Regions from separate parts of the Mus musculus genome. Here region 2 is linked to region 1. The links are chromatin loops, found by intact Hi-C in ENCODE. Cell type or tissue: left cerebral cortex. All regions are shown on one strand. Links, peaks and the distances in the headings refer to the core of each region. The heading gives the core; the rest is flanking DNA.

Region 1 (5,382 bases), core at 149-5,148:
CTGACCCCTACATGTTGTCCTCTGAGCTTTGTCTATGTACCATAGCATGTGTGCATATATGTACATAAAATAAAATAAATAAATGTAATAAATTTAGAAGGAAAACTGGAATTAAATGTATCATTTAATTCTGTTTTTTTTTTTTTTTTTTTTAAAGACAGGGATCTTCTAGGTGTAGTCCTGGCTGGCCTGGAATTTATGCTGCAGACCAGGCTGGTCTGGAACTCAGAGATCTGCCCCCCTCTGTCTGAGTGCTGGGATTAAAGGCGTGGCCACTATGCCTGGCTTTGTTAGTTCTAACTATATGTGTGTGTGTCTGTATGTGGGTATGTGCACATGAGTGCAGGTGGCACAGACCAGGGATGTCAGACTCCTCTGGGGCTGGCTGTGCGTCACCTGATGTGGGTGTTGGGAAGTGGACTCAGCCCCTCTGGAAGAACAGTCCATCCTCTTAGCCTCCGAGCCCACATCACTGAGTTCTGTAAGCACACTTGTTGTTTCCTTGGTTACCTGGATCGAACCCCTTTTCCATTTCCACTTCTGTTTCATAATCCATTTCCCGTATAAGAAGTCCAATGGCATGGACGGGGTTTCTGATCTCTTGCAGTTTACTACAAATGTCTTCCATCACATTTTCTCTACATGACAATTAGAAAATTCCTGTTACTACTGACAACATTTAAGACAGGCTCTATGTGTGCTGCTCACAGTAAAGTAGTGGAGATAATCATTCTGGCACAAGACACTCAGAGTCCACATTAAATCACTCTCAACTTTTTAGGAATGACCCACAAAATGAATTCTAGGAAAATACTTGTGTTTTTTTTTTTTTTAAACATAATGCTTATTTAAGGGATTACAGAAGTATTATACTTAATGAATTTGTTTTTATTTGCCCTCTGTAACATCTGAAACAGGGGCTTCAGAGTAGAACACTTGCCTAGAATGTACAAGGTCAGACTCTTCCACAGGACTGAGCATACACACACACACACACACACACACACACACCCAACCCTATTTAGAATCAAGGAAAATTACTTTAACATTAAACCATGACTTTTTATATACTTGACCATATATTAAAATCTGTGATAACAACACTGCCAAATTCCAGTAGGAAATGTACTTTACCCTAAATTCTCCTTACACATCAATAGTGATCAAATCTTCCAAAATGTGTTCCGCAGCCTTCTCTGGAGATTGCAAGTTGTAACAACTGGTTTCCATCAAAACTGCCATGTCCATGGTAACAGACTCTCCAATCATCCGGAGGCATTTTATAAGACATAAGACGTCCCGTGCCACATCTGCATCTATGAGAGAGAATGTTAACATCGATGGCTGAAACCGTGAAAGTCTATTGATTAATACATTAAAAGAAGCATCTGTAATTAGATAGAAAGGATCCCTTTTCTATAGCATATGTACTTAAGACTTTCCAGCTTAAAAAAAAAAAAAAAAAAACTTCAGTGACTAAGGTAAACTCATCAAGACAGGTCACAGTGGTAATTTTATCAATCAACTGAAATAAAATATAAGGTTCATATAGGAAGGGGGTCAATTAGATAGAAAAATTATTACCATCTGATATGGTCGTCTCATCCTCTGTCAAAAGGTGCTCATCGGGCAGGAGATATAAATGATCTACTAAGGAAGATGGCACCAGGAAAGACAGATACCCCTGCAAGTACAAACCTTTCAGTTATTTTCTTTTAAATAATTCAAAAAGAAACTCATAATCCATAATGTATCACAACAAATTGTGCTATGTAGAATATGTACACATAATTTTCCATGTCATTTTTAACACTTGAAAGGGGTTAGGGGATGTAGTTCAGTGGTAAAGGGCTTACCTAATACATGCAGGCCTTAGGTTTGACTCTCAGCAGAGACACAGAAAGAAAGAACAATATTGTGAGCTAAGCCTTCCATTTTTTACCCGTGTCTGTGTTCATCTGAGTGGTGATGTGTATGTGTGTATGCCTACAGGATAATCTTGCTTGTCATTCTCAGGAATGCAGTGTTTCTCACTGGCCTGGAAACCACGAATTAGGGTAGGCTGACTAGCAAGCCGTCTCTGTCTCCTCATCACTGCGACCACAGCATGCACAACTATAGCTGGCATTTCCTCATGGGTGCTAGGGTCTTTCTGCTTGTACGGCAAAGACTTTACAGACTGAACTTAAAATCTACAGAATGTACTTAGACACTGAATGGTGAGGAAACAACAAATTTAAATCAAAAGACAATATAAAAAAGATGGGGGTTGGAGCGATGGCTCAGTGGTTAAGAACACTGGCTGATCTTCCAAAGGTCCTGAGTTCACTTCCCGGCAACCACATGGTGGCTCACGACCAACTGTAATGAGATCCGATGCCCTCTTCTAGTGTGTCCAAAGACAGCAACAATGTACTCACATACATAAAATAAATAAATAAATCTTAAAAAAAAAAAAAAAAAAAAGATGTAGTCTTAAGGTAGCAAGGAAATGGCCAGAAGAGGGTGCTTCACCCCCTATAGCTAGAGTTACAAGTAATCACCACTTGCCATGAATGCTAGAAATTGAATCAGGTTACTCTGTAGAAGTAGCGAGCACTATTAATCATTAAGCCATGTCTCCAGTTCCAGTATCTGTGTTAATGTGTGCTGAAATATTTACCGATATCAAGGCATCAGTGACTCAGGATAAAAAAATGAAGAAAAAGAACAAGAGGAGGAGGAAAAAGAGGAAGAAAACAAAAACAATGCAGAAAAGCAAACTGGGGTTGGAGATACAGTTCAGCGCATTATGTGTGCTTATTAGCATGAATAGGCTCAGATTCAATCCCTGGCACTAAGATCTACCCAGCTACCAACCAACCCTCTCACCAAAATTGAAGCCAACAATGAGTATGGGTGAAGGAAATACTGAAATTCTTGTGTTATCACCATTGTTGTTTTTGTTTGTTGAAGCAGAGGCTGACCTGGGATCCTAAGGGCATTCCCATGTAGTCTCTTAAATATTAGGATATACAGGCCTGAGCCATCGTGCTGTTTTTGTAATTTCAAAGTGCATCAATATAGTCTCATTGAACTTTGCAGAGGAGCTCTGAATGCTCCAGTTCCCTTACCTTCTTGAGAAGGCACACCATGTTTGTGACAGGATTCAAATGTAGAGCAAGAGGGTGGGAGAGGGCTTCCTGATACTGGAGAACGCAGGCATAGAACTTGCACCAGAATTCCTGTTGTAAAGTGCGGAATTCATCCTGGGAGAATTCATACTCCGTCACACTTCCTTGGAGCTGACAAACAGAGAAAAGTGAAACTTTTTGGGGTTTTTTCTCTACAAAATATTCCTTATGCATGAAATCCTATGGGATATGTAAATACCTATCAAACTCCCTGATGAAAAGGCTTAAGCATTTCTACTTTCTACTACCATGATAAAAATGATCAAGTCTGACAGTTCAACTAGACAGACAACATTATCATTCCCACTCTCTCCCACATCTCACCTCATTTTCAACAGCTAAAGTAATTTCCTTTTTTAGTTCATTCCATGAAAGATCCAAGTTCCTCTCGGTACCTCGGCAGAAAATCTAAAATTAAAAGGAATATTTTAGAATATTATAAAATACTCACACTGAAGGAAGTCTGGCCTAAAAGGCCCTAAGGCAATATGTAACTACAGAGCAACCTCAGAAATGTCAGGAGTCCCTCCTCTCTAATTCTGCACAGATGATTTCTAACAGCAATAACAAAGTACAGAACCAGAATAACTTCCAGAAATCTGAATCCAAGAGAATTATAATGAAGTACATAGATCATTAAAAAAATCAATTAAAATCAAAATAACTATTGCCCATTTGGAGAGAAGGGCCTACGGGATGTCAAAGACACATAGCCCGGGACCACACATAAGAGAAAGCTAGGGATGATGGTGGGCACTCCCCTAGGAAAGAGGCCAGCAGGAGTTTGATAACTGCACTAATTATGCTTTCATATCTTAATTATATACTAGATACTAAGAAAAATGCTACTATACAACTGCATGTTATTGCTCGGTGTGATAGTGCACACCTTGAATCCCAGTACTAAAAAGAGGCAGTGACAGGCAGATCTGAGTCTGAGGCCAGCCTGGTGTACAAAGCAAGATGCACGAGTTAGGAAAGTCAGGGCTACAGAAAGAAGCCCTGTCTCAAAAACAAAACAAAACAAACAAGCAAAACCCACAAAACAGAAAAACCCAAACCAAAACAACCCAACTAGTAATTACGAACAAGGACAAAATGATGATGAGAAGAAACTAAACAGAACACTTTACTCCAAAGTAATTATGTAGTTTTATCAGAGAGAAAACAGAAAACACACAGTAACCAGATAAACAAACAAATGTACCTACCCTGAAGAAAAGTCAAAGGCCTGTAAACTGTCACACCAGTAATTGTAGTGCTTTAGAAATGAAGGCAGGAAGATCAAAGTTCAAGGCCAACCTGGTCTACATGGGGAATATGAAGCTAGTCTTAGCTATATAGTCAGATTGTCTTTAAAACACAGAACCGGGCAGGAGGTGGTGGTGGATCTCTGGGAGTTCAAGGCCAGCCTGGACTACAGAGCTGGTTCTAGGATAGCCAAGGCTACCACAACGAAACCCTGTCTCCCCCACCCCCATATACACACACAAAAGGACGTGCAGAATTGGTTCAGTGTTAATAGCACTTGCTGTGGTTCTTGCAAAGGACTAGTAGTTCAAGTCTCTGTACCCATAGAGATGTTCACCACTTCCTCAGGCACAGGAGGCATGTGGTACACAGATACACATGCAGTCAAACACTCATAACACAAAATAAAATAAATCTTAAAAAACCAAAAAAACTCACAATAACAAGAAAGGGGAAGAGAAGAAAGTAGAAGAGAAATTGTTCATTCATATTTAGAAAAATAGTAAGGATTTTTTTTTTTTTGGTTTTTTGAGAGAGGGTTTCTCTGTATAGCCCTGGCTGTCCTGGAACTCACTTTGTAGACCAGGCTGGCCTCGAACTCAGAAATCCACCTGCCTCTGCCTCCTGAGTGCTGGGATAAAAGGTGTGCGCCACTACACCCGGCAATGGTAAGGATCTTAAGTGGATCTGCTGTGTACACAATTAATCCCAACTACAGGGAGGTGGAGGCAGAAGGATCAAAAGTTCATGGTCTGCCTCAAAAACTACACAACAAATAACAAAAAACACTTTTTGTAAAATAGTAAACAACGTTTAAGTCATGACTGAAAACAAAATATTTTCTGAGACAGTTTCACTATGCAATACAGACAGCTGCCTCTAATTCACTACTCTTCTGCTTCGGCCTCCTGAATCTTGGGATTGTGGTCATGCATTATCACACATAGCTTGAAGCTAA
Region 2 (5,382 bases), core at 74-5,073, 450 kb before region 1:
AATGCAATTAATCATTTCTCCAGTCCTGTGGGGTAGATATTATAATGTTCCTCTTATAGACAAGGAAAATGACCCTCAGCCACTACAACATTAATAAAAAGTAGGGATTTGACCCATGGCCAGTCTGACTTCAGACTCTGTGCTCCTTCTATTGTGCCATGCTACTGCAAAAGCTTTACCTTGTTTTGTGGGGTAAGGGTGTGAGACAGGATCTTGTGGCCCAGGCTGGCCTCAAACTTGTTATAAAGCTGAGGCTAGCCTTGAACTACTGATCTCCTTTCTCAACCTTCCACACACTGGGACTAGAGGCGTGCCCAGCTTTAAGAGAAAGCACTACAGAGACTAAAGAATAAAGGTAAATGAGAACAAAGACTTCATTTCTTGCTTTAGGAAGCAGTAATAGAAAATAGGGTTATTAGGTTGACTTTTGGCCAAGCATCGACGCATAAGCAGGGAAGCTGTGTTGTAATGGATGATGCCCATTGTAATGGATGTGCATGAGCCTTTCCCTGTGGTGCCTGGTTCACTTTGTCTCTCTTGGTTGGTGACTCTGGCATCTGACCTACCATCTTGTCTTTCTAGGGTAAAGCCCATAGCTTGAAGCCAAAGGAGAAGCCGGCTGGTAGTCCGATTCGCTCTTCCGAAGACGTAAGCCAGCGAGTCTATCTCTATGAGGGACTGCTAGGTAAGAAATAGACTGGCAAGGCCCCTTGCATTGGAAGAAAGCTGGGCTCAGCCATGGGAGAGGGTGGCACCAACAGCTGCTGCTTGGCTTTTTATTAATTTCAATTTTGATATCAGATGGCATCTTAAACTTCTTTTTAATATTCATTTATTTAATGGGGACAGGGGTGCATGCTACGTACACACATGGAGATCATGGGATTTTTAGAAGTTGGTTCTCTCCTTCCTCCCTCCACCATGCGGGCTCCAGGAGGGAACTCGGATCATCAGACTTGACAGCACGCATCTTCACCCACTGAGGCCTCTCAGTGGTCCAGATAGCATCTTAAAAGCTGAACCCCGGGAACCTGTGGGATAAGCAGGGGCTAGATCTAGATGAAGCTGGGCTTGGGCGTGACTCACCAGGCTGTCTCTTTCTGTCTCCTTTCTTTCCTCTTGCTACCATGTTCCTCCCTGCTCACAAATTGGCAGGAAGGGACAAAGGATCCATGTGGGACCAGCTAGAGGATGCCGCTATGGAGACCTTTTCTCTGAGTAACTGCCTTTCTTTGTGTGATGTGCTCATCCCTCCTCCTGGGGAGGGGCAAGGCCTCACGTGGAGGTCTCTGGGGTCGGAGGCAAAATGTATTAGATCTGGGAGAAAGGTTTGGTTTCCATTGCTCTGAAATTTGGAATGACCTTGTTTTATCTGGGGCTTACTATCTTTTTATTTAGCAGCTACATTCCTTAAATGTTAAATAAGCCATGCTCCCCACCCGAGAAATAACCTTATTCTACACAGGCAAAGAACGTTCTACCTTATGGGACCAAATGCAGTTCTGGGAAGATGCATTCTTAGATGCTGTAATGTTGGAAAGAGAAGGAATGGGTATGGACCAGGGTCCTCAGGAAATGATCGACAGGTATGAGACTTGACAAAGACCTGGCACTGTGCCTCTTCAGTTCCTTCCTCGTAGTCCTGGGCTCTCCTGCCTGAGAACTAACTTGTGCCTGGGTTTCTGCTTAGGTACCTCTCCCTAGGGGAACACGACCGGAAGCGCCTGGAGGATGATGAAGACCGCTTGCTGGCCACACTTTTACACAACCTCATATCCTATATGCTGCTGATGAAGGTATTGCTTATGTACTGATTGATCGTATTGCTTATGTCCAGCTGTTACTGGTGCTAGAAGGGCAAGACTAGGTCTAGTGCCTACATTTTGGACTGGTTTGGAAGCTGCCAAAGTATCTGACTGAAAAGTTCAAGGCCCCTGTGGCAGCTTGCCCACTGTTGCGTTAACTGAAGCTGCCAGGCTGTTTTGTTACTGAATGTTATGAAAGTCATTGATTATTACCTGTTACTGGTTTACTTTGAATTTGATGTATTCCCTTTGCTGAGCTGTTTTAGGCTACAACAGAGCTCTCAAATTACAACTGATTTAATACTCTTTTTTTTTTTTTTTCAGTAGTATATTCTAAAACCTTCAGGGGCTCAGAATTTATTTTTGAGCACCAGCCCTTTGTCATGTAGAATTTTCTGTAGCTAGTAAAAGCTGTCTACTGGCATGATGGTTCATGCCAGCAAATAAGGCACTTGAGAGGTAGAGGCAGGAGGATCAGGGATTCAAGGCCAAGCTTGGCTATAAGTTCAAGACCAAGTAAAACTATATAAAATCTTGTCCAAAAAGTATCTGCTTATTAACAAAGGAGTGGTAACTCTAGTGTGAGTTGTTTGGGCTTCATATTTATAATTGTGGAGAAGTGTATTGCAAATTATCAAGAGAAGTTCTTCTCTGAAAGAGAAATGTGGATTTGGATTGGTGGTGGCAGAGAATTATTGTGAGAATGAGCCTCCCTGAGCTCTCCTTAGCTTTTATTTATTTATTTATTTATTTATTTATTTATTTTTCCCTTCTTGCTCTGGCCTTGCTCACTCCAGCCCAAAGATTTATTTATCTAGTTTATGTAAGTACACTGTAGCTGTCTTCAGATGCACCAGAAGAGGGCATCAGATCTCATTACGGATGGTTGTGAGCCACCATGTGGTTGCTGGGATTTGAACTCAGGACCTCGGGAAGAGCAGTCTTAACCGCTGAGCCATCTCTCCAGCCTCTCCCTAGCTTTTAAATGTGAAGGGAGCAGTTCCCAAACACAGAGACAGACTCTGTGAGCCTTTTGCTTTGGTTGATTTTGTGTCTTAGTTAGGTTTCTGTTGCTGTTATAAGCATTATGGCCAAAAACAACATGAGAACAGAAGGGCATATTGGCTAACTGGTGATAGTCTATCATCAGGGGAAGCCAAGCCAGGGACCTGGGAGCAGGAACAGATGCAGACACCATGGAGGAGTGCTGCGTATTGGCTTGCTCAGGCTGCTTTCTCAATAGACCTCTACACCAACCTGCCCAGGGAGGGCACTGCCCAGTGAGCAGCTGGGCTCTCACATCAATCATTAATCAAAAAACAACTCAGAGGCTTATCTGCAGCTGCAGGCCAGTCTTACAAAGGGATTTTCCCAATCGAGAGTCCTTCCCAGATAACTCTACCTTGTGTCAAGTTGACAAGTCAGCATTCCTATATTGTAAGCTTTTCTTTATGCTTGAATTCCATTTCCCTGTGGTCAGGGGTGGATGGTGGTGCTTACCTGCAAGGTGTCTCAGGTACTAGCGTCCCACTTTACTGTACCTGTGTTACTGTTTCTAAATCATACTCTAAGAAGTCCTTTTGGGGAGGATGTTATGGTGGTGTTGGTAAAGGATGGGAGGAGGTGTCTCCTTGATGTCCAACTCTCTAAGAGCCACTTTCCTGTAGAAGCTAGCTAGAGGCAGAGGCAATCCCCAGCATATGGACAGAACACACAGTTGAAAGTGTTCTGCCATAGTCAGTAACATAGTCTTTCAGAATTCCATTTCTCTCAGGTAAGTGGAAACTGATTATTTTCTTGTCTCTGCCTCACTTGGGAAGGGAGCAGAGCCTTTATTAAGACTCCTGTCTTGGCTTTACAGGTGAACAAGAATGACATCAGGAAGAAAGTACGGCGCCTAATGGGAAAGTCCCACATTGGGCTGGTGTACAGCCAGCAAGTCAATGAGGTGCTCGATCAGCTGAACAGCCTGGTGAGCACATCGGACCGTCCCTTTTATCCTGCGTGTCCCCCTGCCTATACAGCGCTTTCACACTAAACACGTCTGCCATGCTGCTATGCAGCCCAGTTAATGCCTAGTTTAGAGGAGAATCGGTAGTTACAGTTAGTAGTTTAGAGATGGGTAGCTATAGTTAGTAGTTTGGAGAATGGGTAGTTAGAGTTAGTAGTTTAGAGAATGGGTAGTTAGTAGTTTAGAGAATGGGCAGTTAGAGTTAGTAGTTTAGAGAATGGGTAGTTAGAGTTAGTAGTTTAGAGGTGGGTAGTTATAGTTAGTAGCTTAGAGAATGGGGCAGTAGTCCAGGTGAGGTGTTGGTCCTTCTGTTCAGTGTGGGGACTCTCAGTCCTCCAGCTGTTAGAGTACAGCAGTTTCCATGTGAGGTCTGCACACCTCTGCGGATCTGAGATGAAATCTGTTCTCATCACAACACTTAAATGCCTCCTTTTTCTTTTTCTTTTTCCTTTTCCTTTTTCTTTTTTTCTTTTGAAACAGGGTTTCTCTGTGTAGCCCTAGCTGTCTTGGAATTCACTCTATAGACCAGGCTGACCTCAGACTCACAGAGATCTATCTGCCTCTGCTTTCTGAGTGCTGGGATTAAAGGTGTGAGTCACCAAAGTCCAGCTAAGATGCCTTCTATTACTTTTTAATATTTGTACCAAAACTCAAAAGCAGTCTTGAATAGACTGTGGCACATTGCTATCCTGACACTGAACTATGTAGCCCCACCCTCACCTCCATGCATCCTGTTCTGTAAAAGAGACAGTTTTGTAAGCTGTCATGGTGTCAAGCCTGGTCTACAGAGAGAGTTCCAAGACAGCCAGGGCTCCAGGCCTGCAGAGAGAAAAAAAGACAGTGTTTGGTAAGATAGCTCAGTAGGTAAAGGTACTGTTGCCAAACCTGACAACCTAAGTTTGATCCTTGGAACCCACGTGGTAGAAATAGAAAACTGATTCCTGCAAGCTGTCCTCTACCTGCACATGAGCTTCATAGCACATGCCTGCCCACACACAGACACACTACCCACCCACCCACACTCACACAATGAATAAATGAATTAATAAGTAAATAAAATATAATTTAAGGACTAAAGAGTTGGGTCAGTGGTTAAGAGCACTTGTCTCAGCACCCATATGGTGGTTCACAACTATCTGTATCTAGGGGATCCAATTCCCTCTTCTGACCTTTGAGAGCACCAGACATGCACACAGTGTACATAAATACACACATACATATAAATATTATACATACATATATATGTGTGTGTATATATATACATATGTATATATATATATATATATATATGTGTGTGTGTGTGTATATATGTGTGTGTGTGTGTATATATATATAAAATAAGTTCTTAAAAATTAAAATAGCCGGGCACGGTGGCGCACGCCTTTAATCCCAGCACTCGGGAGGCAGAGGCAGGTGGATTTCTGGGTTCGAGGCCAGCCTGGTCTACAAAGTGAGTTCCAGGACAGCCAGGGTTATACAGAGAAACCCTGTCTCGGAAAAAAAATAAAATAAAATAAAATAAAATAAAATAAAAAGCCCAACAGTTTCATGCTGAATGTGATGAGG

Evidence for each region. Peaks named below come from ENCODE experiments on the same cell type or tissue, not always from the same donor. Only the 100,000 strongest peaks of a DNase experiment are listed, where the experiment ranks them.
Region 2: a loop joins it to region 1, with 5 times the contacts of the local background. A loop is called at or near these places in 3 of 42 quality-filtered maps.

What each region holds. Positions count from the first base shown.
Region 1 is chr2:90,698,315-90,703,696 of GRCm38, reverse strand. Nup160 (nucleoporin 160) reads right to left here. Exons shown (of 37, transcript NM_021512.2): 13 at 3,498-3,581; 14 at 3,114-3,284; 15 at 1,585-1,684; 16 at 1,151-1,316; 17 at 511-638. Among named protein-coding and RNA genes, the nearest start is that of Nup160, 24 kb to the right of the region's middle. In left cerebral cortex, for the core only: a CTCF peak has its summit at 2,500 (motif pointing right); no DNase peak of the experiment used is centred there.
Region 2 is chr2:91,150,849-91,156,230 of GRCm38, reverse strand. Madd (MAP-kinase activating death domain) reads left to right here. Exons shown (of 35, transcript NM_001177720.1): 23 at 583-685; 24 at 1,156-1,218; 25 at 1,466-1,586; 26 at 1,691-1,796; 27 at 3,667-3,777. Among named protein-coding and RNA genes, the nearest start is that of Madd, 26 kb to the left of the region's middle. In left cerebral cortex, for the core only: a CTCF peak has its summit at 2,707 (motif pointing right); no DNase peak of the experiment used is centred there.